2 separate regions of the Homo sapiens genome follow, and region 1 is linked to region 2. Evidence: read pairs that join two places in POLR2A ChIA-PET (ENCODE). Cell type or tissue: HCT116. All regions are shown on one strand. Each heading gives the region's core, and the rest is flanking DNA. Links, peaks and the distances in the headings are about the cores only.

Region 1 (16,017 bases), core at 8,509-11,008, 67 kb after region 2:
CCTGGGGAACCTGAGAATGGCGTTTGGATTTGATACTAAGAGCAAAAGAAAGCCGGGGGAGGGGCGGGGGTGGGGCTGTGTTTAAACAGGGGTTGATGTGATTTATGTTTCTGAAAGATCATTCCGGCTACTGTGTGTAGAATGAATTATGGGAGAGAGGATGCAAAGACGAACTGCAGCGAGAAGGCCCCTGAGTGCCGTCTCTTGGGGTCAGCCGCTTGTGGGGTCTGATTGGGCAGGGTGGGGACTCAGAAGTAGAGCGATTCTAAGGGGCACCCCCTCCCCACACTGCCACCCTCTTCCAGCAGCTCATGGCCCATGAGGGTAAGCAGCTGAAACTGCTTTGTACTACTAGAAACAGAATAAAGAAGGAACAAAAGCAACTTGGCCAACTGGGACCCAGTGGGGCTTACATAGCTGGGCCTGCGGAAAGCAAAAACACAGCAACTGCAAAGAGCCGGCCTCGGTGCTCCCTCCCCAGGGCGAGGGCTTCCCGAGGGTCCTTTAGGACCCAGCCTGTCGACGGGTTTTTGGCAGTTGGCAGGGCACGGTCAAAAGGACTCTAGTCTCATGTATCCAGAGTTAGGCAGCGGGGAGGGGTTTGCTGCAATGTGTTTTTGCTTTTGTTTACCCAGGAGGCCTTGCAAGAGGCCCAGGGTTGTGGAATTAATTACAGCCAATTACCTTCCATGTACTAGTTGGGTTTCAGCTTGCTGAAAGCCTCTAGAGGTGGGAGAATTCACAGATGAGCGGCCCAAAAAGGCCTCCTTCCATCCTTCTCACCACCCAGCCTCCTATGAGTTTGCCTTTCACCTCAACATTCTCATTTAAATAAATATGGCCTCCTTATGTCGCCGTTTAAAAATTCTCCAAGTAAGGATTTTTGCAATTAATGTAAAATACATTTCAGAGCCACTTAAGTTTAAATGTTGCCTGTATCCACCTCCCTATATCTGTGCTTATAAACAAATGATAGAAGATGCCCCTAAAAAATGATCCAAATCTCAAAAAATATATAAAATGTGTCATAACCACCAAATAGCAAAGCAATCATAGTAGAAAACACTCTCATCTGTAAATAATAATAAGCCCATCTTCTTTTCAATCACTTTATCCTCTTTCTAATATCCATGTCTTTTTTTTTTTTTTTTTGAGATGGAGTCTAGCTCTGTTGCCCAGGCTGCAGTGCAGTGGCACAATCTCGGCTCACTGCAACCTCTGCCTCCCGGGTTCAAGCTGAGGTTCTCCTGCTTCAGCCTCCTGAGTAGCTGGGATTACAGGCGTCCACCACCACGCCCAGCTAATTTTTGTATTTTTAGTAGAGACGGGGTTTCACTATGTTGGCCAGGCTGGTCTCAAACTCCTGACCTCATGATCTGCCCACCTCGGCCTCCCAAAGTGCTGGGATTACAAGCGTGAGCCACCGCGCCTGGCCTCTAATATCCATGTCTTATTACATTGGCTTATGTGGCTTAACCAGAACAACATTCAGCAATGCAGTGATAACAGGCACTCTTGTCTTGTTTCTAATTTTTAATGGGAATGTCTCCATGGCTTCATCATTTAATATGATGCTGACCGCTACTCTTACAATAAATTGTCATATAAATAAAAAATATTAGGCCGGGTGCAGTGGTGCATGACTGTAATCCCAGCACTTTTGAGAGGCCAAGGTGGGTAGATCACTTGAGGTTAGGAGTTCAAGACAAGCCTGGCCAACACAGCGAAACCCGGTCTCTACTAAAAAAATAAAAATTAGCCGGGTGTGGTGGCGGGCGCCTGTAGTCCCAGCTACTCGGGAGGCTGAGGCAGGAGAATCGCTTGAACTCAGGAGATGGAGGTTGCAGTGAGCCGAGATCACACCACTGCACTCCAGCCTGGGCAACAGAGTGAGACTCTATCTCAAAAAGAAAAAAAAAGAAAAAAGAAAAAATAGTTTCTAAGTTTTATCACTGTTATTTTTAAATTTTTTAATATAAAGGGAGGATAAAAACAGATCTACTGAGAAATTACTCAGAAATTCTTTCCCAGTCCCCAGATACCCAGTTCACCTTCTCACCTGCAATCTCTGTTCTCGCTTAAACGACAGCAATTTACTTCTCCCAGTTCTGGAGGCTGGAAGTCCACAATCAAGATGGCACCAGGTCTGGTTTCTCTTGAGGCTGCTCTCCTTGGCTTGCAGATGGGGGCCTTCTCACAGGGTCCTCACGTGGCCTTTCCTAGGTGCACACACATCCCTGGTCTCTCTCTCTCGCCTAATAAGAACATCAGCTGTACTGGGTTAGGGACCCTCTCTTACAACCTGATTTACCCTTAATTACTTCCTCAAAGGTTCTACCTCCAAATACAGTCCCATGACGGGTTAGGGCGTCAACATATGAATTTGGAGGAGGGACACAATTCAGTCTGTAATAATTCACCCTCTGGTCCCCCAAATTCATATCCTTCTCACATGCAAATTACATTCAATTCCAATAGCCCCAAAAGTCTTAACGCATTCCAGCGTCAACTCTAGGTGCAGTCTCGTCTGAATATCTAAATTAGGTATGGGTGAGGCTTAACACATGATTCATCCTGAGGCAAAATTCCTCTCCGGCTGTGAACCCGTGAAACCAGACAAGTTATGTGCTTCCAAGACACAGTGGTGGGACCAACATGGGATAGACATTCCCATTCCAAAAAGGAGACATCGGAAAGAAGAAAGGGGTGATAGGTCCCAAGCAAGTCCAAAATCTAGCGAGGCAAATTCCATTTGCTCTTAAGCCTCAAGAATAATCCTCTTCAGCTCAGCATCCTGCTTTCCAGGCCCACTGGGGCAGTAGCCTGTAGTCCGGGCGCCATGGCCCGAGGCAGTGGCCCCACCCCCAAGGCTCTGAGCAACAGTCTGACCCTTTGAAACTAAGAAGGACACAGCTTTGTTCCCTTGTCTGTGGTGGCAGTGCCAGCCCTGCCAACCTCTGAGTTGCCTCCAGCGTCCTCCTCTTTTCTTAAAGGATAGTGCATGTTCACAGATGAATAACTCTACTGTCCTGTCAAATTCCAGGACATCCATCTCCACGGGACACTATGTCCTGTCTCTGTCCCCATTGGTCCAGGCCTGGCAGTGTCTCTGCTGGTATAATCCCATCTCTATGGCTAACTTCTGCTGAAATGACTGATTAAATCCACACATCGCACCCACAATATCTGTATAAAATGAATTTCCAGCCACACCCTTGCTGTTCTCTCCAGAACCTGCTTCCTCACTTTTTGAAATATAAATAGGCTGAGAATTTTCCAAATCTTCAAGGTCTAGTTCCTTCTTGCTTAAAATTCCTTCAGTTTATATTTCTCTGTTCTCTCACATTTTGCAATAAGCATTAAGGAGAAACTAGGCCACACCTTCAACACTTTGCTTAGAAATTTCTACAGCTAAGGCTGGGTGCAGTGGCTCACACCTGTAATCCCAGCACTTTGGGAGGCCGAGGCAGGTGGATCACGAGGTCAGGAGTTTGAGACCAGCCTGGCCAACATGGTGAAACCCCGTCTCTACTGAAGATCCAAAAAGTAGCCGGGCATGGTGGCACGTGCCTGTAATCCCAGCTACTCCAGAGGCTAAGGCAGAAGAATCTCTTGAACACAGGAGGCAGAGGTTGCAGTGAGCCGAGATCACACCATTGCACTCCAGCCTGGGTGACAGGGTGAGACTCCACCTCAAAAAAAAAAAAAAAAAGAAATTTCTTATCCAAGTTCATCATGTTTAACTTCTCCTTTCTCCACAAACACCAGAATACAATCCAGCCACGTTCTTTTCCACTTTATAACAAGGGTCACCTTTCTTCCAGTTCCAATAACATGTTCCTCCTTCCCATCGGAGCCCTCACCAGAATCACCTTTCACATCCATGCTTCTACCAACAGTCTCTTCAAGGCAATCCAGGCTTTTTCTAACATGCACCTCAAAAATCTTCCTCCTCCACCTTTTACTCAATTCCAAAGCCACATCCACACTTTTAGGTATTTGTTAACAGCAGCACCCCACTTCTTGGTATCAAAATCTGTGTTTGTCAGGGCTGCCATTACAATATACCACAGAATGCGTGCCTTAAACAATAGAAATTAATTTTATCACAGTTCTAGAAGCTGGAAGTCTAGGATCAAGGCGTTGGCAGTTGGGTGTTCCCCAAGACCTCTCTCCTTGCCTTGCAGATGACCACCTTCTTGCTGGGCCCTCACACAGCCTTTTCTTCTGTGTGCACACATCCCTGGTGCCTCTTCTTGTGAGGACACCAGCCATACTGGATCCGGGACCCACCTCATGACCTTATCTAGCCTCAGTTACCTCCTTAAAAGCCTTATCTCCAAATATAGTCACATTGGGGTTAGGGCTTTAACATATGAATTCGAGGGGGACACTATTCAGTCCTTAACAACAAGCAAAGAGATGGATAGATGATTGATAGATGCATAGATAGACAGATGGATAAGATAGATAGATAGATAGATAGATAGATAGATAGATAGATAGATAGATAGATAATAGAAAGTCAAAAAATCAATCAGGGCCAAGCTCAGTGGCTCACGCCTGTAATCCCAGCACTTTGGGAGGCCAAGGTGAGTGGGTCACTTCAGGCCAGGAGTTCAAGACCAGCCTGGCCAACATGGTGAAACCCTGTCTCTACAAAAATACATTAGCTGGGCATGATGGCACACACCTTAGTCCCAGCTACTCAGGAGGCTGAGGCACAAGAATCGCTTGAACTTGGAAGGTGGAGGTTGCAGTGAGCCGAGATCGCGCCACTGCACTTCAGCTGGGGGTGACAGAGCAAGACTCTGTCTCAAAAAAATAAAAAAGAAAAAAATTAATCAATAGATAAGTAGATAATAGATTGATAGATAATTGATAGATAATTGATCGATAAATAGATATATTGATTGATTCCTCCTTTCTTCACAAATGGCAGTATGCTATTCACATCTTGCCTTTTATGTTTAACACTCCATCTTGGAGATGTTTCTATGCCAGGATATTAAATGTTGTCTAGTTTTTGATGGATCATAATTTATGAATGGACTTCAGGTTGTTTCCAATATTCTGCTATTAGGAGTAAGCTTCACTATGTAACCTTGTCCAAGTGTTATTTCACACCTGTGCATATCACTGTAGGATAAATTCCTAGAAGGGGTGTGTGCATTTGTTATGTTAACAAATTGCCCCCAGGTGCGGTTGAAGCCCTGACGTTCCTACCAGCAATGGGCCAGCATCCTTGGTGCCCCAGCTTAGGACCCACAGCATTCTCTCTAACTTGCACATTTACCAGCTTGACAGGCAGTGGAAATGGTAACAGGGTCTAGTTTCGATCTTCAATTCTATTAGGAGGAAGGCCAGGGATCTGCTGATAAACGTAAGGGCCATTTGAACAGTATTTTCCTGTGAATTCTGTCCATATCCTTTGCCTTTCTGCCCAGTGTGTTACTGTCTTCACACGGATTCGTCCGAGTGTGACCCACAGCCAGGCATTATTTTCAGTTTGCAGACCCACATTCCTTTCGCAGCTTCTATCGTGCCTGTCTGGGTTTGTTCTGGTTTCTTCTTCAGGATGTCGCCCATTGTTTGGTTCCCATTTTTCTCATTCTTGTCTTATCACCATCTCTTTTTGTTTTCTCTCCTTCTGCATTCTAGGAGAGCTGCTTAAACTTATCCTAGATAGGGTATTTTCTCTATTCTTTCTTTTCTTTTCTTTTCTTTTCTTTTTTTTTTTTTTTAGAAACGGGCTCCCTCTGTCATCCAGGCTGGAGTACAATGTCACAATCATAGAGCATTGCAGCCTCAAACTCCTAGGCTGAAGTGATCCTCCTGCCTTGACCTCCGACATAGCTGGGACTACAGGCTACAGGCAGGCATGTGGCACTTTTTATTTTTTAGGGACTCGAGTCTCGCTATGCCACTCAGGCTGGTCTCGAACTCCTGGGTTCAAGTGATCCTCCTGCCACAGCCTCCTGAGAAACGAACTACAGGCATGCACCACCACACCCAGCTGGTAGATAGGGTATTTTTAGCTACGTACAGCAGGACACCCTCCTGCAAGTGACTAAAACAGTAGGAATATTCATTGTGTCTCATAACAAGGGGGGCAGAGGTAGAAAACTCCAGGACTGGCTAACTCAGTAACATCATAGCTTAAATCCAGGTTCCTTCCCTCTTTCTTCTCTGCCGTCTTTGGTGGATAGAGGGAGGACATAGTTACAGGCATTGTGTGCAGGTAAGATAATGTCTCAGAAAAAAACCACTTCCTCCACGTGCTTCCTCCTCCTGGTGAGGAGACCCTTCTCCACATGTCCTCCTGCAGAGGCCACCTCATGAGTCCTGGGCTGGCTGGGCATCCTATGACCAGGCCTAAGAGGGTCATTGCTGAAGGCGAATGAGAGCATCGTGGTTGACTTAAGCAACAGAGATTCACATCCTGGGGCCAAAGAGGGGCCAGCGCCCGCCCCCTAGAAGGGCTCAGGACTCTGAGGAAGATAAGGATTCCGTTAGCCTGGAAAATGTTGAGGTGGGAACATGGCTCTTGTTTGGCAAACAATAGTTCCCCCTCATTTCTGGACATCATTGATTCAATTTTCTACTGTTTCACTTGTTTCTGCTGCGAATGCCGCCGTCCGTTTTTCAGGTGTATTTCCTCAGGGCCTTCCTAGACACACGGAGCTCCCTGGCTGTTTCTGCCTTCATCTTTGCCATGTCTCCTTTTCATTGCAATCCTGTGTCTTTGCATCTAAGTTTATCTCATTTTAAGGTCACATGTCCTTGAATTTTATTGTGAACACAAGACAGCTTTCTGTAATTTACTTCCATTTCTGGTAGAAAATCTTTTGCAAAAGTATGTTTTTCCTCTTGGGGGCAAAGTTCGCTGTCTTTCCTACTGCAGGATCATTTCCTGCAATCATAGGGCTTTTCATTTTCTGATGCTCTGCCTTGGAGGGATGCTGGCTCTCGGGTGCCCTTCCGCATCCACCTGGTTGCTATTAGAACCCTCCGTTCTGATCTCCACGCCAAAGCCTTGGCTGTGAAGACCCAACCTCGAGCCAAGTTCCCAGCGTCTGGCAGGCATTTTTCTGGAGGGGCTCTGCTGGCTCAGGAGGCATCTTCCACTTCTGCTGCCTGATTGCCTGACGATCCAAAAGGAAATTTATTCATAGATAATTTGAAACAGTCTGAAAGTCCTTCCAATGCCAGAGAGAGTGCATAAGAATCAGCAAGCCCCCGAGGGTAGCGCTCCCACAGCTACCCTGTCTTCACCCTTCCTGTCTTCCAGCTTGACATCCCACAAAGCAATGACCGATGACCACCACCCATCCATGACCACCTCGGCCCAGGTTCATTGCTGGGGATTATTAGAGTCCCCGACTGTCTATGGAAAGGGAGGTATGAATGGAGGGATGAGGTGGGAGATGTCCGTGGCTGTCCCCAGAACACAGCCCCTGCGAAGCTGGAGGTGCTGCCCTCTCCATGGTCAGAAACAGCCCGTGGTGTTGAGCCAAGCGTTTGCAGCCAGTGGAAGCCGCTTCCTGCCTTTCCACTTGGCCTGCCATTTTGCCTGGTGGTGCCATTTAGGGCTTGCCTCTTGGAGTGTTATGGCAGAGGCCAGTATTCCCAGTGGTCACAATGATTGCAGTTCCCTCCAATCCTGCAGGAGCGGGGAAGGGCAAAGCTGATTCCCTAGATGCTCTGTGTGTTTTCATTTTTGTTTCTTAAGAGTTCATTGAAGCTTTTTTTCCCCTTTTGTTTGTTTGTTTTGCTAACATGCTGAGAGAAGAGAGAAAAATAAATCATCAAGACCTTTGTTTTTCTCCATATGAATCTCCAGCTGGTTCCTATTCTGAGATCCTGTTCCTGTCATCATCACCAACTTCTGATGATTCCACAGGCAAAGCGGGTGGTGTTTTTTTCCATTAAAAAAAAAAATAACTCTCTCAAACAGAAGCCCTGAAACTGCTCCCTTCCCTCGGACACCCACAGGCCATCTGAAATACTTGCCATTTGCACAATATCCCAAGGGTGGCCCTCGGATGGCTCTCATTGTCACCAGAAGGACAGCACGCCCGTGTCCCAGCAGCTTGGTGGCAGCTGGAAGTATCTCCTTCGGTCTGTACTTCTTGGCAGTGCCCTTCTCAGCCTGCACCATCTGTGCTCAGCCCAGCCTCATTTCTGGGTAGGGTGGGTTCCCTTTTCTCTTTCCCGTCTCTGTTGGAGGATTTTCCACGGCTGTGCAGTCAGGGTGGGCCCACCGGTCATGAAATCATTGCCGCTGACCTTGCAGGAAAGGTCTTCCACTGGGGCTGACCATTCTTACACATCCTCCTCTGGAACTGGCTGAAGTGGCTGCCTCCAAGCTGGCCGGGTGGCCACGTTTTCCTCTACTGAGTCACCCCCCAGCCCAGGATGCCCCGTAAATGGGCTCTCTGCAAAACGAAGCTGTTGGTTTTGTGCCAAGATGCACAGCATCAGAGGTCAAGGTCAGTTGCACATAGGACAACCATGAAGTCTGTGCTTGCTAGTACTCCGCGGGTAGCTCACACGCCAGGGGACGTGATCAGTGTGTATTATTCTCAAATGGATGGTGACCATTGTGGTTGATCATTAAAAGCTGTAGGCTTCATTTTTTTCCCAAGAAAAACAAATGCTTTTAAAGAGAATGTAGAACATATGTACATCCTGAAAGCTTTTGGAAATGAATACTTTTCTTTTTCTTCAATAATGGGCTATTATACTTGATTTTCCAAAGATCACTACCTTATTTTCTTGAATATCCTTATGAGGTCAGAGAGACCATTTTTTTTCTCATTTTACTGATGAAATGAGGAAACGGAGGCCTAGAGAGATTAATGGCCCTGAAGCCAATATGGGAACACACATTCTCAATATGTCTAACAGGACCTGTTTCCTGTACCACCATAGCTCAACTCTCATGAGACTCTACTGAGTAAATATCTCCCAACAGGAGGGAAAGAAACTAGCACTCACCGATCACCCTCTATGTCCTAGAAACTCCCATAAGCACTTTTTCTCGACTGTTTGCATTTTCAATAATTTAGCACTCAGATCAGAGAGGTTAAGTAACTGGCCCAAAGTCACCCAGCTAGTAAGGAACGGGGCTGGGATTTGAATGCAGGGGTGTTTGACGCCGAAGCCAGAGCTTTGTCCCCGAGCCTTCTGAGCTCAGCAAGCAGGGTAGATTTGGGAGAAAGGAGATGAAGGAAGTGAACAGATGACTAGGCAGATCAAATAAACCAATCGCCAAGATTCAGATCTTTGCCTGGAGTTAGACCATCGTGTCTGCCATTGAGCAACCTGAAAATTCTCCACCTGGCTTCCCACAGCACTTTTGAAACTGGCCCCACAAGTCCACCAAATCTATCAGCACCAGGCATGGTTCTGCAAAGGTGCCCACCCCACCAGGTGCAAAGGGAGGTAGACAATCTTTGGGCTTTCCTTTCTGATTAACTGGTCCTTAGGGGGTTCATTTGCTTGTTTTTGTTGCTTTTTTTTTTAACTAGAATCTAAAAGGTTGATTATTTCAGGCTTTCATTATGAAGTGTGCAATATCACCCCAGTCTTCATATCTTCATACGCCAATACTAAGGTTCTCTGATGGCGATAGCATGATCATAGGACACAGGCGAGGCGCTTTCTTTTTTTTCTTTTTTTCTTTATTTCTTTTTTTTTTTTTTTTTTTGAGACAGGGTCTCACTGTCACCTAGGCTGAAGTGCAGTGGTGGGATCTTGGCTCACTGCAACCTCCGCCTCCTTGGGCTTAAGAGATCCTCCCACTTCAGCTTCCCAAGTAGCTGGGATTACAGGTATGCACTACCATACCCAGCTAATTTTTGTATTTTCAGTACAGATGGGGTTTCACCATGTTGGCCAGGCTGGTCTCAAACTCCTGAGCTCAGGTGATCCGTCTGCATGGGTCTCCCAAAGTGCTGGGATGACAGGCGCTTTATTGGATTCACGTTCACCTCCATTAATTCACATGAGAACCCCAGGGACAGCTTCTCATCCACATCTTAGAGATGGAGACTCTGAAGCCCGAAGGCATTCTGGTGACTCAGGTTGAGGTTCAACTCTTAGTCTCTTGACAGTGAAATTCCCCGGTGGGGCCTCCTCCCACAGGAAATGCCACCACCATCTGGGCATGCCCCCACCTCACTTTGCCCCGCAAATATTTCAGAAGTGTCCTCAAGTATCACCTCTGTACCACCAGATCACACTTACTCGCTGTGGAAGAGAGGTTGTGAGCTGGAATCCATGGCAGGGGAAGACTTCCTCTCCCAACACTGACAGGCAATTGTTGGGATGTCCTGGCATTTGGGGTGGTGAGCCTGAGCCTGGAGGGACAGGCTGAATAACGGCCCCCAAAGATGTCCCCAGAATTTGCAAACATTTGACCTCACATGGTTAAAGGGACTCTGCAGATGTGGTCACGTGAAGGATCTTGAGGTGGGGGATGGTAGTGGGTTATCCGAGTCAGCCCAATGTAGTCCCAGGGCCTTTATAAGAGGGAGGCCAGGGGGTCGGACTCAGAGAAGGAGATGTGACCACAGAAACCCAAGTCAGAGTGATGTGGCTGGAAGCCAAGGAATGTGGCAATCTCTAGAAGCTGGAAGAGGCAAGGAATGAATTCTTTCCCAGAAGCCAGATGTAGTGGCTCATGCCTGTAATCCCAGCACTTTGGGAGGCCAAGGCGGGTGGATTGCTTGAGCTCAGGAGTTCGAGACCAGCCTGGGCAAAATGGTGAAACAACATCTCTACTAAAAGTACAAAAAAAAATAGCCAGGTGTGGTAGCTCATACCTGTAGTCCCAGCTACTTAGGAGGCTAAGGTGGGAGGATGGCTTGAGCCTGGGAGGCGGAAGTTGCAGTGAGCCAAGATCGTGCCATTGCACTCCAGCCTGGGCAACAAAGCCAGACCCTGTCTCAAACAACAACAAATTCTCTCCTAGAGCCTCCAGAAGGAGCAGCCCTGCTAACGCCTTGATTTCAACCCCATAATACCCATTTTGGACTTCTGCCCTCCGGAACTTGGGATAAGGTGACACATTTGTGTTGTTTGAGGCCACTAAGTTTGTGGCAGTTTATTACAGTCGCAAGAGGAAACTCATGCACACAGCATTATAGACTCAAGTCCAGTGGCTGGGGCTCCACCACACAAAGGAAATGCATGGCCTATTGGCCCATGAAGTCACAAAGGTCACTACCAGTGTCAGCTACACCAGATGACATGACAAGTTCCCCTTTGGGGTTGAAATACACCCAATCACATTCACCTGCAGTTTGCTGCTAGCATAGCCTTAGGGTCAGAAATCGGTCATTTCCCCTTATGCAACAATTTCAATCCATTTTAAAATTATTATCATTTTTTAGAGACAGGGTCTGGCTATGTTGCCCAGGCTGGACTCAAATTCTTGCACTCAAGTGATCCTCCCATTCAGCTTCCCGAGTGGCTGGGACTACAGGCGCACACCACCATGCCTGTCCAAGCCATTTTATATGAATTCTTATGAGAAAATACTCCGCACCACCTCATTTTTTCCATGAATGTGGTAAGGTCTTGGTCCAGGAAACAGAAAAAAGAAAAGTATCACACTGTTTCCGAATGCAAGAGAAATTAATTAAATCCAAATTTTCACAGAACATTAAAAGTTGAACACAACTCAAAACATACTTGAGATTCAGATTGGATTTCAAAACACTTTCTGAGAAGACAACCAAAAAAAATCCCAAACGACTTTTCTTTAGATGGTTCTCCCAAAATACCCCGAAGGGAGCGAGAATGGAATGGTCAAAGAAGGCAGGTGGCAAAAGTCTGTGGGGTTTTAGGGGAAAGTGAAAAAAAAAAAAAAGAAAGAAAGAAAAAAGAAAAAAAAGAAAAATTTAGGGTTGTCTCTTGGTTCTCAGTAATCCCGGGGTTAGACAGACACTGCTGGATGAAGTGAACATCAGGAAATACCTCTGTGGAATGTGAAACCGAAGCAATTTGAAACAGGGTATGGGTTAGCCAGCCGGGGAGGTGGCGTTGTTCATTTGGAAGTGCAAAGCAAACTATGATTTCATGGAGGGAGCTTGCTGGGAATAGGCGTTCATGGGCTGGATCTGGGGAGTCTTCTCTCAGGAAAGGGAACCTGTGGAGGCTCATTTTTCTCAGTCAAGACACAATTATCATCTCTGAGACTCTCCTGTGATTGGAAGGTCTCTCCAGAGAACACCCAACCTCATAAAAATGATGCCAATAGACAGAGTGCAGTGGCTTATGCCTGTAATCCCAGCACTTTGGCAGGCCAAGGCAGGAAGATCGCTTGAGCCCAGGAGTTTGAGACCAGCCTGGCCAACCCAGCAAGATCTTGTCTCTACAAAAAATAAAATAAGTTGCGTGTGGTGGCACACACGTCTAATCCCAGCTACTCAGGAGCTGAGATGGGAGGATGGCTTGAGCCCAGGAGGCAGAGGTTGCAGAGAGCCAAGACTGCACCACTGCACTTCAGCCTGGGTGACAGAGCAATACCTTGTCTCAAAAAAAAAAAAAAAAAAAAAAAGTAGAAACAATCCAATATCCAAAAAAAGGAAAGTAAACAAGTTATGGTACATTCATGTGTTTAAATATTATACAGCAATTAAAATCATGTTTCCAAAGACTATTTAAGGACCAGAATGAGTCTTAATAAAATAATATTATGTGAAAAAGACAAATATAATGAAAATTCCATTGGACTCAATAATTATGTATTTGCACAGGTTGACAGTTTTGTGGAGGATGGTCAGTGTAGGGGCTTTGGAATTAGAGTGATTTCCATCGGGGGTCTGGTGCTGTCACTTCTTAGCCATGTCAATGTGGTAAATTATTCCCTCTCTCTGACTTCATTATCTCACCGGTAAGATGGGCTGGGACTGGATGAAGTGATTACAATGCTTGTGAAATATTAAGTGGCAAAGCAGCTGTTCCTGATCTGTTCAGTATTATTACCATCAAGGTTTCTTATCTCTACCACTATTATTTCTCTGTCCTCCAGTTACTACCTGAGCAATTCTGTGCCTTGGCCCCATCCCAGAAGTTACCATATTTTTTAGATGTAACAAAGGCAGCTCCAATGCTGAGTGCTTGTAAATATCAGCCCTGGAGCACGTGGGCCTCCAAGGCAGCCTCCTGATGCTAGTGCAGATGGATCCTGACAACCTGCAGCCTGCCTGGGCTGGGTGAGATATCAGAGGTGTGGAGGGCTGGGGAGCAGGGTGCTGTACGGCCATTAAAGGTCAACACTGAAGGTGTGTGGTAAGTTGAGATAGCCCAGTGCTGCTGGTAATCAGTCAGGCCCCACCCCACCCTTCCACCCAGGTCTGCAAAGCAGAAGATGCTTTTGTCATCAGGGAGGCAAGGAGAGGCTTCCTGTTACTTGTATAGTTTCCCAGCTCTACAAAGGGAATGAGGGTGCAATAAGGGTGATCAACAGTAATAACAGAGTGTTATACATTATATACAAGATGGCATATATAATAGTATACATATTATATGCAATAATTATATGTAATGTAGTATATATAATACTGTATTAGTCTGTTTTCACACTGCTAATGAAGACATACCTAAGACTGGGTAATTTATAAAGGAAAGAGATTGAATGGACTCACAGTTCCACATGACTGGGGAGGCCTCCCAATCATGGCAGAAGATGAAGGAAGAGCAAAGTGACATCTTACATGGCGGCCGGCAAAGCGAGAGCATGTGCAGGGAAACTCTCCCTTATAAAACCATCAGATCTCATGAGACTTATTCACTACCAGGAAAACAGTATGGAGGAAACCATCGCCATGATTCAGTTACTTCCCACCAGGTCCCTCCCACACCATGTGGGAATTGTGGGAGCTGCAATTCAAGATGAGATTTGAGTGGGGACACAGTCAAACCATAACAAATACATAATAGCTAAGTATATTATATATATTATATAGTATATATAGCATATAATTAATAAAATAGTTAATATATTCTATATAGTAGATATAACTATTATGATTATAATTATATTATTCTCTATTAGATAATACATAATACTTATTATGATTATAGTTATATTATTCTCTATAAGATAATATATACTTACGACTAATATTATTACAGTTATCTTATTCTCCATTAGATAATATGTAATAACTGTAACTATTATGATTATTATTCTGTTCCTGAGTTTGTCTTTGGTTATTCTCTGGAGCACTCAAGAGCTTGGCTTCAGCAGATGGGGCCCCTAGATGCCAGCCTCACTCCTGCCTGGTTAGACTGATATATGTATGCAAGACTCTTCCAGCCTCTGCTTCTTTAACAGTGAATGCTGGGAGCAAGCAGCATTTCACAAATGCATGTTACATGCCAGACACTCCCCCTGCATATCCCTTCAAAGCATTGCCACAGCACTGTGGACTGGGTGTCGTTCTGTGATATATGCCAGGATATATTATGTTCTGTGGGAGGCTGCCATCCACTTGTCCGTTCCCTGTACACACTGCCATTCCCCCCGAACACTGGGAACTATGCTACCCCCTTGAAGGTTTTGACTAATCATGTCGTGCCATCCCAGTGCTTACCTTTGAAGAGGTCTAGAAGTTTCTACTTCTCTTCCCTTGAAATATTTGCTCTGGGGACATTCCCTCTTGGAGTCCAGCCACATGGAGAGGCCAGGTATAGGCACTGACGCTAACAACCCCAGCTGAGTTCCCAGCCCACAGCCAGCATCAACCACCAGCTGTAGAAGTGCGCCGTCTTGGACACCAGCCCAGGTGGGCCTTCAGATAACTTTAGCTCCAGCCAATATCTGACTGCAGCCTCAGGAGACACTGTCAGCAAGAACAGTGACAGCCTCGTCTACTCATACCTTGTGATATGGTTTGACTCTGTGTCCCCACCCAAATCTCACCTTGAATTGTATTCCCATAATTCACCTGTGTTGTGGGAGGGACCCAGCGGGAGATAATTGAATCATGGGGTGGTTCCCCCATGCTGTTCTCATGGTAGTAAATGAGCCTCATGAGATCTGATGGTTTTATCAGGGGTTTTTGCTTTTGTGTCTTCCTCATTCTCTCTTTGTCTGCTGCCATCCATGTCAGACAGGACTTGCTACTCCTTGCCCTCTGCCATGATTGTGAGGCTGCCCCAGCCATGTGGAACTGTAAGTCCAATTTTTTCTTTTGTAAATTGCCCAGTCTCGGGTATGTCTCTATCAGCAGTGTGAAAACGGACTAATACACCATAGAACCGTGAGAAATAGTAACCAACTATTGTTTTAACCACCATATTTTGGGGTGATTTTTTAGTGCAGCAATGGATAACTAGAACATACTTGTTTCCCATTTGCAGTTGGGGAAACTGAGATCTCGGAGGTGAAAAGACTTGCCCGATTCAGTTGCTAAGTAGCAGAACCAAGATTCCTGGAGCGCAGGTTCCTGACCGTCAGGCCACACAGCCTCTGCACCAGGCTGGAAGAGGGAACACTGTGGGATGCGAAAGCTTCCCGTGTATTCAGGAAGCTCTAAGATGAGCCGGCGAACGTGAGAGCCTGAAAGAGGGGTGACAAAGAAGCATGGCTCTGCCCGACACTCGCAAGAGGGCAGGGAGATGGGGCCCAACTGGCTTATTGAGTGACTCAGGGAACTATCGAACGGTCACAGGACATCACTTTGCGGGATAAAATCAGACCCACTGCCGGAGCCACGGCTGAAAAACAGACCCGAGTGGGGGAGGCGGCGGAATCTGTCTCCTGCACAGCACAGTCTCCAAGCTTAAGCCATCGTGTGCGACCAGAAACCAGAGGAGGGGCGCCGGCACTCCTGACCTGTCCAAACAGTAGGGCTTTGTGTGCCTTCACATGGAGAGATGAAGGTGCACGATCCCTAAGGCAGCTGTGACAGGCCATAGGTTCCCAAGAACCCCAGCTTCCTTCTTGGGATCAGAGCAGCAGAGAACTCTCAGGAAGAGGCAGTTCTATTGCCTGCCCAG
Region 2 (16,017 bases), core at 6,064-8,563:
TATATTTAGGAGAGAGACTGCAGGCTTACAGAGTGTGCACAGCCTAAGCTTTGCTGGATGCTGCCAAAATGCTTTTCAAATGGTTATACCATTTACACTCAACTTTCATTAAATTTTTGTAGCTCCTTCTTAGGGCTTTAAAGCACAAAGCTTGCTAATGAGAGCTAAGACCTATCTTATTGCCCTGTGGAAGGCTAGACATGAAAATCACAGCATATTAGACAGCTTCAGAGAGCACAGAGATCAATCTCTGCAGCCATTAACGAACCACATTTCCTTGACATTAAAGCTCCCCAGGATAAGCAGATCTGTATCCCGAGAGGGAGTTCCTCTTCTGGGCATGCTGTCTCTCAGGAGGAAGGCAGCAAGTCAGGGAAACAGGATGACAATGACCTTTGCTCTCCCTGTCACCAGCCCCTTTTTATCTCCACATATCTAAAAACTCCAAGAGAGACAGTCTGAAGGTTCAGCCCAAGCAACTCAATCCTCTGTTTAACAACAAGACAACAAAACTCTTTGCAGAAATATAACAGAGTCCAAAGTCTTCACAAATAACTTTCATAAGACCCAAGATGCAATCCAAAATTATTTGACATACAACCAGGTACATGGGGCCCATGTTCTTTTCTTTTCAAGAAAAAAGTCTTTTCTTTTCTTTTCAAGAGAAAAGACAATTTGTGTAGACCAACCTTGAAATGATCCAGACTTTGGAATTATCAGATGAGGATTTTAAAGCAGCTATTATTATTGCATTCAGTATTATAAAGGAAAATATACTCACAATGAATAAACAGATGGGAAATCTCAGCAGAGAAACAGAAACTATAAAAAAGAGTCAAATAGAAATTCTGGAACTGAAACATACAATCTAAGAAACAAAACTATGGATGTCAGCCTGTTCTCTTAACCGCAAGCAAGTAAATCAAGTTCCCTGTTAGATTAGCTTTACCCTAGCCTTTACAGAATGACTTGTCCTCTAGGGAACATAGGTCTAAGTATTTTGCACAAACTATTTTCCTCTGCTGCAATTCCTCCTTTTATAACCCATTTTTATCCTGGGGGAACTCTAACACAGTTTCATTTCCCCTTCCTGAAGCTTCCCTAGCAGCTTTACTCTTCTCTTAGGCAGAGCACTTGCTCCCTTCCCCGTTTCTGTAACAGACATCTATTGTTTCTGCCCGCTCAATATTTATTCCCATATTTTCCTTTTAGGGGGAATCACTGCTCTTCTTTTTGTTTTGTTTTTTTTTTTTTTTTTTTTGAGATGGAGTCTTGCTCTGTCACCCAGGCTGGAGTGCAGTGGCGCAATCTTGGCTCACTGCCAGCTCCGCCTCCCAGGTTCATGCCATTTTCCTGCTTCAGCCTCCTTAGTAGCTGGGACTACAGGTGCCCACCACCACACCCGGCTAATTTTTCGTATTTTTAGTAGAGACGGGGTTTCACCATGTTAGTCAGGATGGTCTCGATCTCCTGACCTTGTGATCTGCCCGCCTCAGTCTCCCAAAGGGCTGGGATTCCAGGCGTGAGCCACCGCACCTGACCGAATCACTGCTTTTCTATATTCAATCCATCTGACTTGAGAGGGGCTGATTCTTCCCTCCTGGCATCATGAATGGGTCCGTGAACCAAACCTGGCCATTCAGTACATTTCCAACCCATGGCCATATAACTGGGTCACTAAATAGGGGCATGGGTCACTAAACAGGGGCATGACCAAAGCCAAGCCAATGTGAGCACTCCATAAGACTTTGGTTGGTATTTTGGGCAAAAGATTCTACTGCTGGTTTTCTAAATGAGTACAATATAAGCCAGAAGCAGCTGGTAGCCACCTTATCACCTAAGAAGGACACCAAAGTCAGGCAAAGCAGAACTAAGGGGTGGAGAGGGGTCAATTCCTGATAACAGTGTTTGAGCACCCACGTCCAGCCACGCCCGAAGCCATCTGCCCTTGGATTTTTCAGTTAAGTGAGTCAGTAAATGTCATTTTCTGTCTCAGTAGGTTTGAGCTGGATTTCTATCACATATTGCTGAAAAGTCCCCATCTCATCTAATTCTCCCAGGCCTAATCACATTCTAGTGAAGAACAGGATGGTAAAGTCCTAAGGGTGGGGACTATTCTGATCAACATTTGCATTGCCGCACCCAGAACACAGCAAGACAGGCAGGAGGAGGTTCTTGATTGCGTTTGCCAAATGAATGAGCAAATTCAATGCATCTTGGAAAACTCAACTTTTTCATTTTCTTATGGTCTGGATATAATGCATTATTTGCACTACTTTATTCAGGTCTCATGAGGTGTCATTGTCCCTGTTTTGCGGCTGGTGACACTGAAGCTACTGGCTGTTTAGTGACTCACCTGAAGTCTTGGAGCTAGTAAATTACAGAGCTGAGATGGTGAGGCTGCGGGAGCTTATCCAGACAACCACTTTCTTGGCTATCAAGACCACTGCTGCCGGGCGCAGTGGCTCACGCCTGTAATCCCAGCACTTTGGGAGGCCGAGGAAGTCGGATCACGAGGTCAGGAGATCAAGACCATCCTGGCTAACACGGTGAAACCCTGTCTCTACTAAAAATACAAAAAATTAGCCAGGCGTAGTGGCAGGTGCCTGTAGTCCCAGCTACTCGGGAGGCTGAGGCAGGAGAATGGCGTGAACCTGGGAGGCGGAGCTTGCAGTGAGCCGAGATCACGCCACTGCACTCCAGCCTGGGCGACAGAGCGAGACTGTCTCAAAAAAAACAAAAAAAAAAGACCACTGCCTCACACCCCACTTGATTGGGGTGAGGAAGGGTGGTGGTGTTATTTTTTTTTAAGTGTTGAAGGAACAAAAACAAAAATTCACAAGTAGGGACCTAATTAAACTAAAGAGCTTCTGCACAGCAAAACAAACTATCAACAGAGTGAACAGACAACCTACAGAATGGGAGAAAATATTCACAAACTATGCATCCAATAAAGGTCTAATATCTAGAATACAAGGAACTTAAACAATTCAACAAACAAGAAACAACCCCATCAAAAATGGGCAAAAGGGCTGGGTGTGGCGGCTCATGCCTGTCATCCCAGCACTTTGGGAGGCCAAGGCGGGTGGATTACCTGAGGTCAGGAGTTCGAGACCAGCCTGGCAAACATGGTGAAATCCCATCTCTACTAAAAATACAAAAATTAGCCGGGCGTGGTGGTGCACACCTGTAATCCCAGCTACTCAGGAAGCTGAGGCAGGAGAATCACTTGAACCCAGGAGGCGGAGGTTGCAGTGAGCTGAGATTGCACCATTGCACTCCAGCCTGGGTGACAAGAGTAAAACTGTCTCAAAAAAAAAAAACAAAAAACAAAAAACAAATGAGCAAAAGTCATGAACAGACACTACTCAAAAGAAGACATACATGCAGCCAACAAATATAGGAAAAAATGCTCAACATCACTAATCACTAAAGAAATGCAAATCAAAACCAAAATGAGATATCATCTCACACCAGTCAGAACGGTTATTATCAAAAAGTCAAAAAACAACAGTTGCTGGCAAGGCTGCAGAGAAAAGGGAGCACTTACACACTATTGGTGGGAACATAAATTAGTTCAGCCACTACGGAAAGCAGTGTGGAGATTCTTGAGGAACTTAGATCTACCATTCGATCCAGTGATTCTGCTATGGAGTATATACCCAAAGGAAAATAAATTGTTCTACCAATTCATCCCAGCACTATTCACTACAGCAAAGAACATGAATCAACCTAGATACCCATCATTGGTGGACTAGATAAAGATGTGGTACATACACACCATGGAATACTACGCAGCCATAAAAAAGAACAAGATCATGTTCTTTGCAGCAACATGGAGGCAGCTGGAGGCCATTATCCTAAGTGAACTAACACAGGAACAGAAAACCATGTTGGGTGTTTTCACTTATAAGTGAGAGCTAAACGGCGAGTGCACATGGACACAAAGATGGGAACAATAGACACTGGGGTTACTAGACAGAGGAGGGTGGCAGGGGGATGTGGGTTGAAAAACTACCCTTCGGGCACTATGCTTACTACCTGGGTGACGGGATCATTTGCACCCTAAACCTCAGCGACATGCAATTTACTCACGTAACAAACCTGCACATGTACCCGCTGGACCTAAAATAAAAGCTGAGAGTGAAAAAGGTGACGAAGGAAACAATAAGGAGAATGTGAGTGAAACACCCAGTTTGGAGGAGAGTAAAGAAAGACTTATTCCTTGGAAAGAGGAATGCAGGCATGCGTGGTAAGGAAACGCGGGTTCATTTGTTTATTAGTTTACATCTCCCTGACAAAATTACAAACAAACAAAATAGGAAAGCGAGTCTTAGAAGAATATATAAAATGCATCCCAAAGAACCAAAAAGGAGTGCGTTTTTAACCACTCGTCATTGGAAATCGACAGCATCATAACTCCTGTGTTAGTCTCCCAGGACCACCGTAACAAAGTACCATACACGGAGCAGCTTAAGCAACAGAAATTTATTATCTCACAGCTCTGGAGGCTCCACATCTGAGATCCACGTGTCAGCGGGGCCATGCTCCCTCACAGGGTGCCAGGGAAGGGTCTGTTCCACACCTCTCTCCAGCTCCTGGTACTTCCTCGGCTGGTGACAGCAGAATTCAGTCTTCCCTCAGGGTCTCCCTGTGTGTGCGCCTCTGTTCCACTTTCTCCCTTTTATAATGAAACTGATCATACCAGACTAGGGGCCCCGCTACTCCAGTATGATCTTAACTAATGACATCTGCAACAACCTCGTTTCCAACCGAGGTCACATTCCGAGGCGCTGGGGATTAGCACTTTGAGGTATGAATGGGCAGGAGTGCAATTCAATCCATAACCCTCCTCTTCACTATGGAATGATATAGCATCAACTTTAAAAAATGATTCCAACTTATCCTTGTTGGGTACCAGTGGGTGATAGAAATCGAGATGAATTTATTGCTGGTAATTTTTGTAGACTCAGTGCCCAGTTCCCAAGTTCCTATTCTCTGTACTATTGCCCTATGTGTGTGCAAACATACTCACACATGCACGTGCACCCACATGCACGTGCACCCACATGCACGCGCACCCATGTGCACGTGCACCCACATGCATAAATGCACAAGTGCACACAGGTGCATGCACATTCAGGCCCATGCAAAGGTGAAATTTCCACCGAGCTACATATAGGGTTAAATCAAGGGGAAGAAAGCAGAACTTGGAAAAACCGACTGTGGGTGTTAAGCAATCCCCCAGCTGTTTGAAAAAGAGTCTGAGGATTTCAGGGAGCCCAGAGTTGGGCCAGCTCCCCAGCCCTCTGGGCAGCCCCCAGGCTCTGCACCCTGCCCTTCCACTTTGCTCCAAGTCTCTCAAGAGCCCAGTGTGGTTGGCGGATGTCTGGGGCAAAGACACAGATGTCATTATTTTGAGCCCCTCCTCAACCCTGCTGCCCCCTGAATGGCCAGACCATAGGTCAAAACCAGGGGTGCAGCTGATGGACCACAGCAGCAAAGATGCTCCATTTCCCTCAAAAAAACACCCCATTGTTTCTGCAGAGCAGCAAAGCCAACCAGGGACTCACCAGGTCCTGGCTGGGGAAGAGAGATCTCAGCTGTTACAGGCGTTGAAGTCAGGAAACAGGACCCCAGGTAAGCTTTGAAGAGATGGGCGGATAGTTCTAGACTTTTTCAAAATTTTGCTTCAGCAGAGAACATTCCTTTTTAACTCATGCGTTTCTAGTTGGTGAAGTAGGCTGGAGCTTTTGCCAAACATAAACTCCAACGCTTCAAGGTGTAAACTTCTAGAGACGAGGGATTCCGGGATTTTTCTTTTGTTGTCTGCAATGTTCTTGTAATTTGCATTTGTCTTTGTTTTGACCAGGCAGAGGAAAATAATGTATGCTCACAGTACCCCTTACGGCGGATCGAGTCGCGGCTCCCTGCCGTCCGTCCCTGCTGCTCTCACCGAAGTGCCTGTAGCGTAGCCTCACCTGCCAGGACTGTCGGCCTTGCTGCAGTGCACAAACAGAGCGTTTTTTTATGGAAATGGGGCACCTTTGCCACTCTGGTCCATCAAGGGCACCTGTGGGCTTCAGTCACATGCTCACCCCTTCTGGTGACTTGGCAGTGCCCACTATGAGAGTGGACAGTGTTTTTTTCCCTTCCCCATTGAAGGGCTCAGCCCAAGGCTTGCCTTAGCTAATGGGATGAGAATGGAGCGAGAGCCACTTCCGATGGCCTTCGTCCCCCTGTCTTCTGACATTCCTGAGGCCATCACTGTCCATTTGGCCTGAGCCTCAGTGGACTTCGGCCCCTCAATGGACATCAGGCCCACAGTGTGCATGACTTCAGGTGGCTCCAGCTGTCAGCCACCAAGTCACTCTGGCTGAGGCCAAGTGGAGCAGAGATGAGGCTGTCCCCACCTAGCCCTACCAAAACAAACGTCAGCAAATAAACATTGCCCTTGTGAAGTGAGGGGATCACTTGTTACAGAGCCCTGGGGACTGCGGCAGCCTGGCTTCTCTCTGGGCTTCCATGATGCTCACTGTCCTTGGTTATCTCCTACCTCACGGACTCGTCCTCCTTCATCTCTTCGGTGGGATCCTCCAGCCCTGAGTACCCCTCAAATGTGCTGGACCCCAAGTCTAACGTCACTTCTTTTTCTACCTCACCTGCCTCTTCTTTTGGGATTTCATTGCTCTCTTGGCTCAAAGTACCATCTATGTACACATTCGGTGCAGACTTCTCACCCAAGCTTCCTAGACATCTCCACTGGAGCTCACAGTTCCCCTGAGTCTGAGCATTAACTCATTGCCTTCCTTCTAAGCCCTTTCTTCCTTCTAAATTCTCAGTCCACCTGTCCTGTGCTAGATGTGCCTTCCTCTCTGTCACATCCTGCATGGAATTGATTGTCAAGTGATAATTACGGTATTGCCCTAAAATTGCTTGAATCTGTTCCACCCACTGATTTAGGCTCCTATCATCTCTCAACAGCAGCTGCTGTAGTCCTCACTGCTCCAATAACAATCTCAAAACTAAAGTGGCTTAACACAGGGAAAATGTGTTTCCCATTCATGCTGACATAGGATGGTCTTCCATATGGTGGTTCAGGGGCCCAGGCTTCTTCCATGTTGTGTCTCCATCCCAGCATCCTTCACTGGATCCTCTGTGTCCAGCTGGGAGACAGAGAAGAGCTTGGAGTTTCTCTCAGGAGCTTTTAGGGCCCAGACCTGGAAGTGGCCATATCACTCTGGCTAATGATCCATTGGCTGGAACTAATCACATGACCCTGCCTAGAGGCAAGGGGTGCTGGGAAATGTAGTCTGTTGGGGGGAGTGGGGAGGAGCCCAGGAAGGAGAGGAACAGGGGATTTAGAGGCCACTGGCAGTCTCCGTTAACCAACTTCCCTGCTCCACAGAGTGACTCATGTTCAATGCCAGGATGGACAGGACACCCTTCTGCTTAGAATCCTGAAGTGGCTCCCTTATCACTTGCCATGCACTGACCCAGGTCCTTAAAATGGCATCCAAGTCCCTTTCTACTCATTTCCTGCCACTTCTTGTCTCTGTTTTATGGGCCAGCAATACCCATACCGCCCAACAAACCTTTGTGTGTGTGCCTTTCATCCTCTCTTCCCCCACACTTACTATGGCTACACTCCGACCTGCCCTAGGGACTCAGCCCTGCTCCTGATGGTCTCTACTACGTGACTAACCCTCACTCCTGGTGCCCCCAGCTCAATCACTGTACCTTGGGTCTTGTCTTAGGTGCTGATCATGATTCTGTCCCTCTCTCCACACTGAGAGCTCCTGCAAGGCAAGAATGATGTTTATTTCTCCCATGTTTCCTTGTTGAGCGCTCAGCACATAAAAAATACTTTTAAAATGTTGATGGACTGAATGGATGGGTGAGCTGCTTTGTCTCTTGCAGAAGGAAAGTTGTGCCAGCCTGTCCAATCAGGGTGCCTGCTGGACCCAGGCTCCCTGGCTAGGGCCATGGCGGCATAGCTCCTGCCGAGGGCAAGATCTGACAACATGCTCATGAGAAGGGATTAGCAGTCCAGGAGATTCTGTCGCCATAATCTGATTCTCAGGATTTCAGATAAGGAATACAGAGAGAGTTGGCTCATCATAACTGAAGCGGAAACCTGGACACGGAGAAGGCAGAGAGTGCTGGGACCATCAGGCGCGGGGCTGTGAGAAGCTTTGTGTGAACATTATGAGTACAAGAAACAGTGGGGAAAAGAAAAAGTCATCAGAGAAGGGGGTGAGGTGGGTGAAGCTGTACAAGGATGGAGTGGCAGAGGCCAGGACAGAGAGTGGCCAGCCCCCCATGCTGGCATGGGACAGATGACCCAGCGTTGCTGAGATCACAAGACACTGATTGCTAGAGCCTGCATTGGTTGTCAGCATCTCCCAGGTCCCCAACTCCCGCACAGGCCCGGGATGCCTGGAGTCCCCTGTTCCCGGGTCCTGTGAGAGTCATCTCACTTTGATTTTCCAACGCAACATTTGGTAGGACAGTTGTTGGTTGGGAAACTTCTTTCACTTCTAGATGGCTCATGGATCTGGGTCTGGAGATGCTGGGATCTGCTGACGGGCCCTGAAATCTTTCTTCCTCCTTCCCTTTCAGAAACAACTCTCAAGAAACCAACTTGCTTGGCTCAGTCTCCCCGAAATCCTGTGGCCTGCAGCCTTTGGAACTGGGTTTATTTATTCATTTGAATTGGATCCTGGCATTTCTTTGTGTTTGTTCTCTCCATAAAGACCTTTTTATTTGGGTCCTGGAGAGCTGTTTACTGCTTAGCTCATGTGACATGAAGATTGTGAGGACCTGGAGGCCTTAACTCCTGTTACTCCCCAGCGAACTCTGCCCTCCAGGGAAACAGGTGGGGCTCCATCCAGATAAGAACAGCCTTTCCAAACAGGAACGACCTCACTCCCCAAACGCAAAGAGCTTAGAGATTAAAAATGCAGGCAACCTCCTACCCACTCATCCCAGGAAGGTGCAGAGTCCTAGGGACCCACTGGGAGAGGGCTGGATTGCTGTAATTAAAAGTACTTTTAAATGAGCATTTTGAAGTTTTCTTGTTCTTGGTTTAAAAAAATTAAAAAGCTAAGAAGGCTGAAACTGGGTAAAGGGGCTTTAGGCGTGGTGAGATGAAGATCCCGGTGAATTTTGGAGAGTGCTGTCAGTCCCGGGCTGTGGGCAGAGGCTGGCTTGACCAGGGGTCCTGAAAGGAGTGGACGGGTCAAAAGCAGACAAAGGAAACGTGGGTCACTCGCATGAGTTGCAAAGGGAAGGAGAGAAATCGAACAGTCCGTCATCAGACAAGTCCAAGGAAAGAGATGTTTTACTTCAAGAACTGGGAAGAACCAAGCATCTTTGAAGATGGAAGGGTTTTGTAGGGAAAGAGGGGAAGATGTTTTGGAGGAGGGTTGAGAAAGCAAGCAAAACTTGGAGGTAAATGAAAAAGGGTCAGACTCAAGAGCGGATGGAAGGGTGGGAGTAGAGATGAAAAATAATATTTGATTTATTGACTGAAGGGTTTTGATGCCGTGGGCAGGGCAGCGAGCGTTTTGCAGGTAATACTCCTCATAGCATCCCCCTGACATAGACAATACTATAGTACCCATTTTCCAGGCTCTCTCACCTGTTACAGGCATTCTCCTCTCCTCGAGGAGAACGAGGCTTACAGAGGTGGGACCTGTCTGTGGCCACACTGGGCAGATGCAGAATAGGATCTCATGAGGTGTCCATCAGAGGAGAACAGCTCATCCTCTGAGGGTGGAGGAAGGATGTCCTGGAGTGGCAATGTCCAATAGAAATAGAATTTGAGGCCAGGCACGGTGGCTCACGCCTGTAATCCCAGCCCTTTGGGAGGCCGAGCCAGGCAGATCCCCTGAGGTCAGGAGTTCGAGATCAGCCTGGCCAACATGGTGAAACCCTGTCTCTGCTAAAAATTAGCTGGGCGTGATAGCACACGCATGTAGTCCCAGCTACTCGGGAGCCTGAGGCAGGAGAATCGCTTGAACCCAGGGGCCGGAGGTTGCAGTGAGCTGAGGTTGCACCACTGCACTCCAGCCTGGGCGGCAGATCGAGACTCCATCTCAAAAAAAAAAAAAGGCCAGGCCCAGTGGCTCACACCTGTGATCCCAGCACTTTGGGAGGCCGAGGCGGGTGGATCACCTGAGGTCAGGAGTTTGAGACCAGCAAGGCTAACGTGGCGAAACTCCGTCTCTGCTAAAAATATAAAAATTACTCGGGAGGCCGAGGCAGGAGAATCGCTTGAACCCGGGAGGCAGAGGTTGCAGTGAGCCGAGATGGTGCCATTGCACGCCAGCCTGGGCGACAGAGCAAGACTCCATCTCAAAAAAAAGAAATGGAATTTGAGCCACAAGTGCAAACTGTGTGTGTATTTTGAATTTCCTAGTGGCCACACTAACAAGGGTGAAAAGAAACAGGTGAACAGGTGAAATTAATTTTCATAATGTAATTTACTTAGCCCAGTATATCTGAAATATTATCATTTCAACACGTGATCAGTATATACAAATTATTAAGGTGATATTTTGCATGATTTTTCCATACTAAGCCTTTGGAATTCGGTGTGTATTTCACATGTGTGGCGTATCTCCATGTGATCCATCTCCACCCGAAGGGAGAAAGCACTCAGTAGCCCCACAGGGCTGGTGGCTGCCATATTGGTAGGCAGAGAACTAGAGAATGACTCCTTCAGGAACTACTAAGCCATATCTTGGGGTCATAAAATGAGGAATCTTCAGGTTGGCTTCAGGCCCAAGACTTGTTACATATTTTTTAAAATAAACTTTTTAATTTGAAATAATTTTAGATTTACAAAACCATTGTATTCTTATGTATCTCAAACTCTAGAATCTTCCTGCGGCAGCTCAGGGTACATCAGCTGGTCCACAGAGTCTGGCATATTCAGGGCATAGGACTTTTGGGGTTTTGAGAAGTCAGACCAAGGCTGACCCAATTACTTGGGTGATCAGAGTCAGAATTCCCCAGAAATTACTCAGGGTATTGAGACTCTGTGGAATGTTCCAGAGTCCATGATAACAGAGGGAGCTGTAAAATATCTAAGTTATGATTCGGTTTTCTAATTACACCCAACTTCCTCTCTGGGTGAGCAACAGCTTCTCAGCTAACATTTACTCCCAAGGTGGTGGCCGGGGAGTGGGCACAGGACAGGAGACACCAGAACAATTGAGCGGTGTCAACAGCCGCTCTGGCCAGAAGTATCTGTCAGCTCCCGACTGACTGCAGCCACCCTGTCCAATAGAAACAGAATTCAAGCTGCATATGTAGTTTTAAATTTTCTATTGGCCACATGAAAAAATAAAAAGAAGTAGGTGAAGATAATTTTAATAACATATATTCCTTAACCCAGCACATCTAAAATATTACCATTTCAACAGGCCAACAATATTAAAAAATACGAATGAGATAGTTTACATTATTTTTTGGTACCAAGTCTTCGAAATCCAATGTGCATTTTATACTTATTTGTATGTCAATTTGCATGTTATATGTTAATGGAAAATTTGTAAAGTTATGTACATTTCATCAGTTATTTAAAAACTGTAAATTCCATAAAAGACTCCGTTCACAGTTGAAAAGCTAGATTCACCTTCTAAAGTTGTTTCAAACATACTTCAAAAGTTTCCTAACAACTGAATCAAGTATCAGTTTTTGAATTTAGGTTGATTAAAATTAAATTAAACTAAAAATCCAGTTTCTCAGTTGCATTGGCCACATTTCAGGGTTCAGTAGCCACATGTGGCCAGCAGCTACCATATTGGACAACAGCCGTTAACACACTGGGCACCTCCTGTTAACACTGGATTTCTTTTTTCAGCTCCAGCTCTGTCTCCTTGCCTTTAGCTTGTCCAAGTAAATCTTCAGACTTGGTTTTCTCATCATCAATTTGTCCTCGCTTTGCACTTTTCACCCAGCGAGGGCTTTGCCAATATGGTTGGCTTATGCCAAGGACTTCCGCTTCTGAGATGGAGACTTGTCTGGGGCATGGCTTGCCTTTGTTTTTCTAGATCCCCATCAACATCGGTCCTTGTGGAAACTACTCAAGGGGCTGTGGTGTAATTTGCAGGTCCTCTGCCCTTAGGAGGAGCACAGAAGTTGATGACGGAAATTGTTCTCTATGGTGCTGTCCTGATTTTTTTTTCCTATCCCCTCCTGAGCATTTGAACTGTAAGCCACCATTTCCAGGGCGATGCTGTGGGTGTGTTTATCTTGGCGTCTCAGGGAGGGGAGCCCTCCCAGCCTTGGTCATGTGGCTGTCAGCACAACACACCTGTTTTCTGTTTCTGGTGGTTGATGGGGACTCACTCACTGAATTTTGGGTCTTCCTTAAGTGCTTAAATTAGAGTAAGCAAATAAATAACAGGGGAAAGGGAGTTTTAGAAATTGTATGTACAAACCACTAAAATTTACTATACAACTTCCTCAGCCACAGATATTTTTCTAGGGAATTTGAACAGAGCCATAAGAAGTTTCTCTTCCTGGCAGGAGACGACCCTGATCTGTTTTCAGCCTAGGGGGCGTTGCACAAGAGTGTTGGTGCTATGACAAGATAGCGGTTCCCAATGTTCTTAAGGAGTTTTTCATCTGGAACCACTTGTGGCACCCTTAGGGTATTTCAAGCATTGAGGCATTCTAAAGATGGCTCATTTGTGGATGGTAGTCCTGATGGTGGTGATGATGGTAATGATGGTGGTGATGACAGTGATGACAGTGATGACAGTGTGATGACAGTGATGACCCTGATGATGGTGATGGTGGTGGTGATGGTGATGGTGATGATGGAGGTGATGGTGGTGATGGTGGTGGTGATGGTGATGGTGATGGTGATGATGGTGGTGGTGATGGTGATGGTGATGGTGGTGGTTATGGTGATGGTGATAATGATGGTGGTGGTGATGATGATTATGGTGGTAATGGTGATGATGGAGGTGATGGTGGTGATGGTGGTGGTGGTGGTGACAATTGGATTAACTGGAACCCAGACCTACCAGAGGACTGCATGGAAAAATGCTTTAGCAATTCATGTCATCTTTCTGGACCTCGGATTTCTTCATGAGTATGACAAGGCCTCTCCCCAGATATTCTCTAGGGTCCTTAACATTTTATTATCCTCAAACTGCAATGCTGTCATGGTGATGGTGATCATGGCAATGATGACAATATTAAGAATTAAAGTGATGCAGAAGGACCATCAGGCATGATAATTCGCCAAAAAAAATCTCTAATGATGTTAATTTTTGACTTTATAATTTATGTTGTGGCTCTTGATCAAACCTGTTCATGTTTTCCCTGTATAAAACTCATAGGTGAAACTTCTCTTTCCTTTTTAACTGTGAAGAATCACAAGTGGTGGTATTGCATGTTAGTTCCTTTTTCAAAAACCCACAGGGTTTATGTATTCATTTGGCAAGCATTTAGTGAACACTCACTGTGCCAGCCACTATTTTACACCCTGAGGGTACAGCTCTTGAGCAGACAGGCTGCGGGCTTGTATTCACATCAGGGAAGACAGAAATAAAGAAGCTGATCAACAAACCAGATCACTTCAGATAGTGAGAAGTGCTGCAAGAGAAATTAAACAGAGTAAAGTAATAGAAAGTAACCATGGCACTTTAGTAGATCAAGTAGGCAGGGAAGGTCTTTTGTATGTTTAAAATGCAAAGGGAACATTGAGAAAGATCCAGCCATGAGAAAGCAAGGGAGAGCACTTCTGGCCTGGGGGATGGTTAGCACAGAGGCCCTACGGACATGCCAGGGCACCCGGTCTTCTGTCCTCTCTTGTCTAGTGGGCCACTTTTGTTAAGCTGGCCTGGTGATTTAGGCAAGTGTTTAGTGGTCCACTGTAGATAACAACTGGGGCTTAGTTGCTTCTTCTTGCTGGTGGTGGCAGCAATGACAATAGTGATGAGAGCTCCCTGAGGTGCTGGTGATGAGTTCCCTGCGATGTGCGCTGTCCGTGGGGACAGGTCATGTCTTTCACTTGCCTATCTCCAACTCAGCGTTTAGCTCAGGAAATGCTTGCGGAATTGGAGGTAGATACCGTAATTAAGGAATTAACTGGAAACCAGAGCTACCAGAGGACTGCGTGGGAAACCAGACATAGGTCTAGAGCCCAAGTTAAAGAAGAAAATTAAAGTCTGACCAGACAGAAAAAGAGAGGGAGAAACTGGGTATTTATGCCGCCAATGTACCCAACCACAATCCTCCCAGAACCAGGAAAGGATATGAACACAGTGAATTCCAGCTCATGGAGTCATCAGTGCAGTATCTCAAAGTGATAAAGTGATCAGGCAAACAGCCAGGCACACAATTGAAAGGCTGGAAATTTTCTGTGGTTACCAAAGGCCCTCCCAATGGAATTTCTGTTTAGTTTCTTGGGATTTGCCAAGTATTTTCCGGTACTTTAGTTATTTGCATATTACCTTCCATATTTTTGCTCTGTCAACGTCACTGATATAATACCTATTACCAATCATGTACCATATATAACAGATCAGCACACTTTTTCTGTACAGGGTCAGATGGTCCATATTTCAGGTTTTGTGGGCCAGACAATCTCTGATGCAACTACTCATCTCTGCATTAAAGCAGCCATAGTAATATAATATGCAAATGACAGGCGTGGCTGTGTGTTGATAAAGCTTTATTGACAAAAACATGCTATACACTAGATTTAGCCCAGGGCCATAGTTTGCCAACCTCACCCATACTATTACCTACAAAATATATTAAGGACTCACTGTAAAAAAATATATACAATAAATTAATTTAATGGAAAACTTCCTATCACTCCCCAAAATGGAAAACCAGGAGGCCCTGCCATGAATAAACAACTCCAAAGGTAAATTCTATGAAAACAAAACACGGTTATTAAATTCCAACTAGAAGGATGAACAGCCTGAGGCTTAACTTTTCTTGTTTAGAAAAAAAAAGGAAAACTTAGGAAGTCCTCAGAGGCATTAAAGACTCATTAGCACCAGGCTAAGTCTTTCTCTTTGCAATAATCAGCAGGATTAAAACAAATTGGAAGGGAATGGCTTCTCCACGAGGTGGCTTGATCTCGTTTAAGTACATTCCATTTTCCAAGTGAAGTCATCTTGCTGCCCCTACAGCGGTGCCTGTTTCTGAGAAGCCCTCTGACATAGACAGGAGGCAGCCCCCCTAAACCACACAAGGAGGTGAAGGCTGATCACCTGCCAAGAGGCAGGGCAGCCCTAGGAGGACGGCCCCCACCCCCACGTCCGCCCTAGGCAGTGTGCCTGGGGCTTAGACAGCTGCCCTCGCTGATCCCATAGGGAGGAAACTAAACCCTCCTGCTGAATTACTGCTGGTGACAGGCTATGATGTGAGCCCTCGCTGGAAGGATGACCCAGGACGCGTGCCCACCCTGGCACCTGGATGATTATAAAAAGCCAAATCTGACTCACTCTGCTCCGGCCCGCCCGGCAGCATACACTGGACTGCACTGGTGAGCCCTCTATCTGCTTGTCCCCTGATCTGTCAGGGGCCCCAGGTGGGAGGTGGGTAACCAAGCAGCAGGGGTTGTAAAGCCTGAGCCCTGGGGGACCCAGATGATCCCAGGGAAGGAGGGGCCAGGGTTTCCCTAGGCAGCGCTGGTGCTCCTAAGCTTCATCCGATGGAAGATAATAAACCAGGGCTGAAAGGCAAACAAGGCTAGGCCGCAAAGTAGAAGGTGTGTTAGCTCAAGAATTATCAGCCACTATTACCGTGAGTGAGTTAAACACTTGATTCAAAGAGCAAACTCAGGTGCTCAGCTCACGCACACTGTGCAAACAGGCGGGGCACAGGTGGAGGGCCCAGGAGACACGTGGGCACCAGGCCTCCAACGCACCCCATCCGGAGCCGGAGAGGCCCCTGGAAGGTTTGTGAAGCTCATAAAACCCAAAATTGAAGATTTCATGGGGCTCCAGGGCGAGGGTGCAGCCTCAGGAGCTCTGAGAC

The links. ChIA-PET counts read pairs that join two places held together with the same protein. Peaks named below come from ENCODE experiments on the same cell type or tissue, not always from the same donor. Only the 100,000 strongest peaks of a DNase experiment are listed, where the experiment ranks them.
Region 1: POLR2A ChIA-PET joins it to region 2 with 5 read pairs; 3 of 35 experiments call an interaction of 5 or more read pairs at or near these places.

What each region holds. Positions count from the first base shown.
Region 1 is chr12:124,166,977-124,182,993 of GRCh38, reverse strand. The region is part of intron 3 of ZNF664-RFLNA (ZNF664-RFLNA readthrough); the gene reads right to left. Among named protein-coding and RNA genes, the nearest start is that of RFLNA, 120 kb to the left of the region's middle. RefSeq lists an enhancer at 472-977. In HCT116, for the core only: no CTCF peak of the experiment used is centred there; no DNase peak of the experiment used is centred there.
Region 2 is chr12:124,231,916-124,247,932 of GRCh38, reverse strand. All of the region lies in intron 3 of ZNF664-RFLNA (ZNF664-RFLNA readthrough), which reads right to left. Among named protein-coding and RNA genes, the nearest start is that of RFLNA, 55 kb to the left of the region's middle. RefSeq lists an enhancer at 5,717-6,619. In HCT116, for the core only: no CTCF peak of the experiment used is centred there; a DNase peak (open chromatin) is centred at 7,272.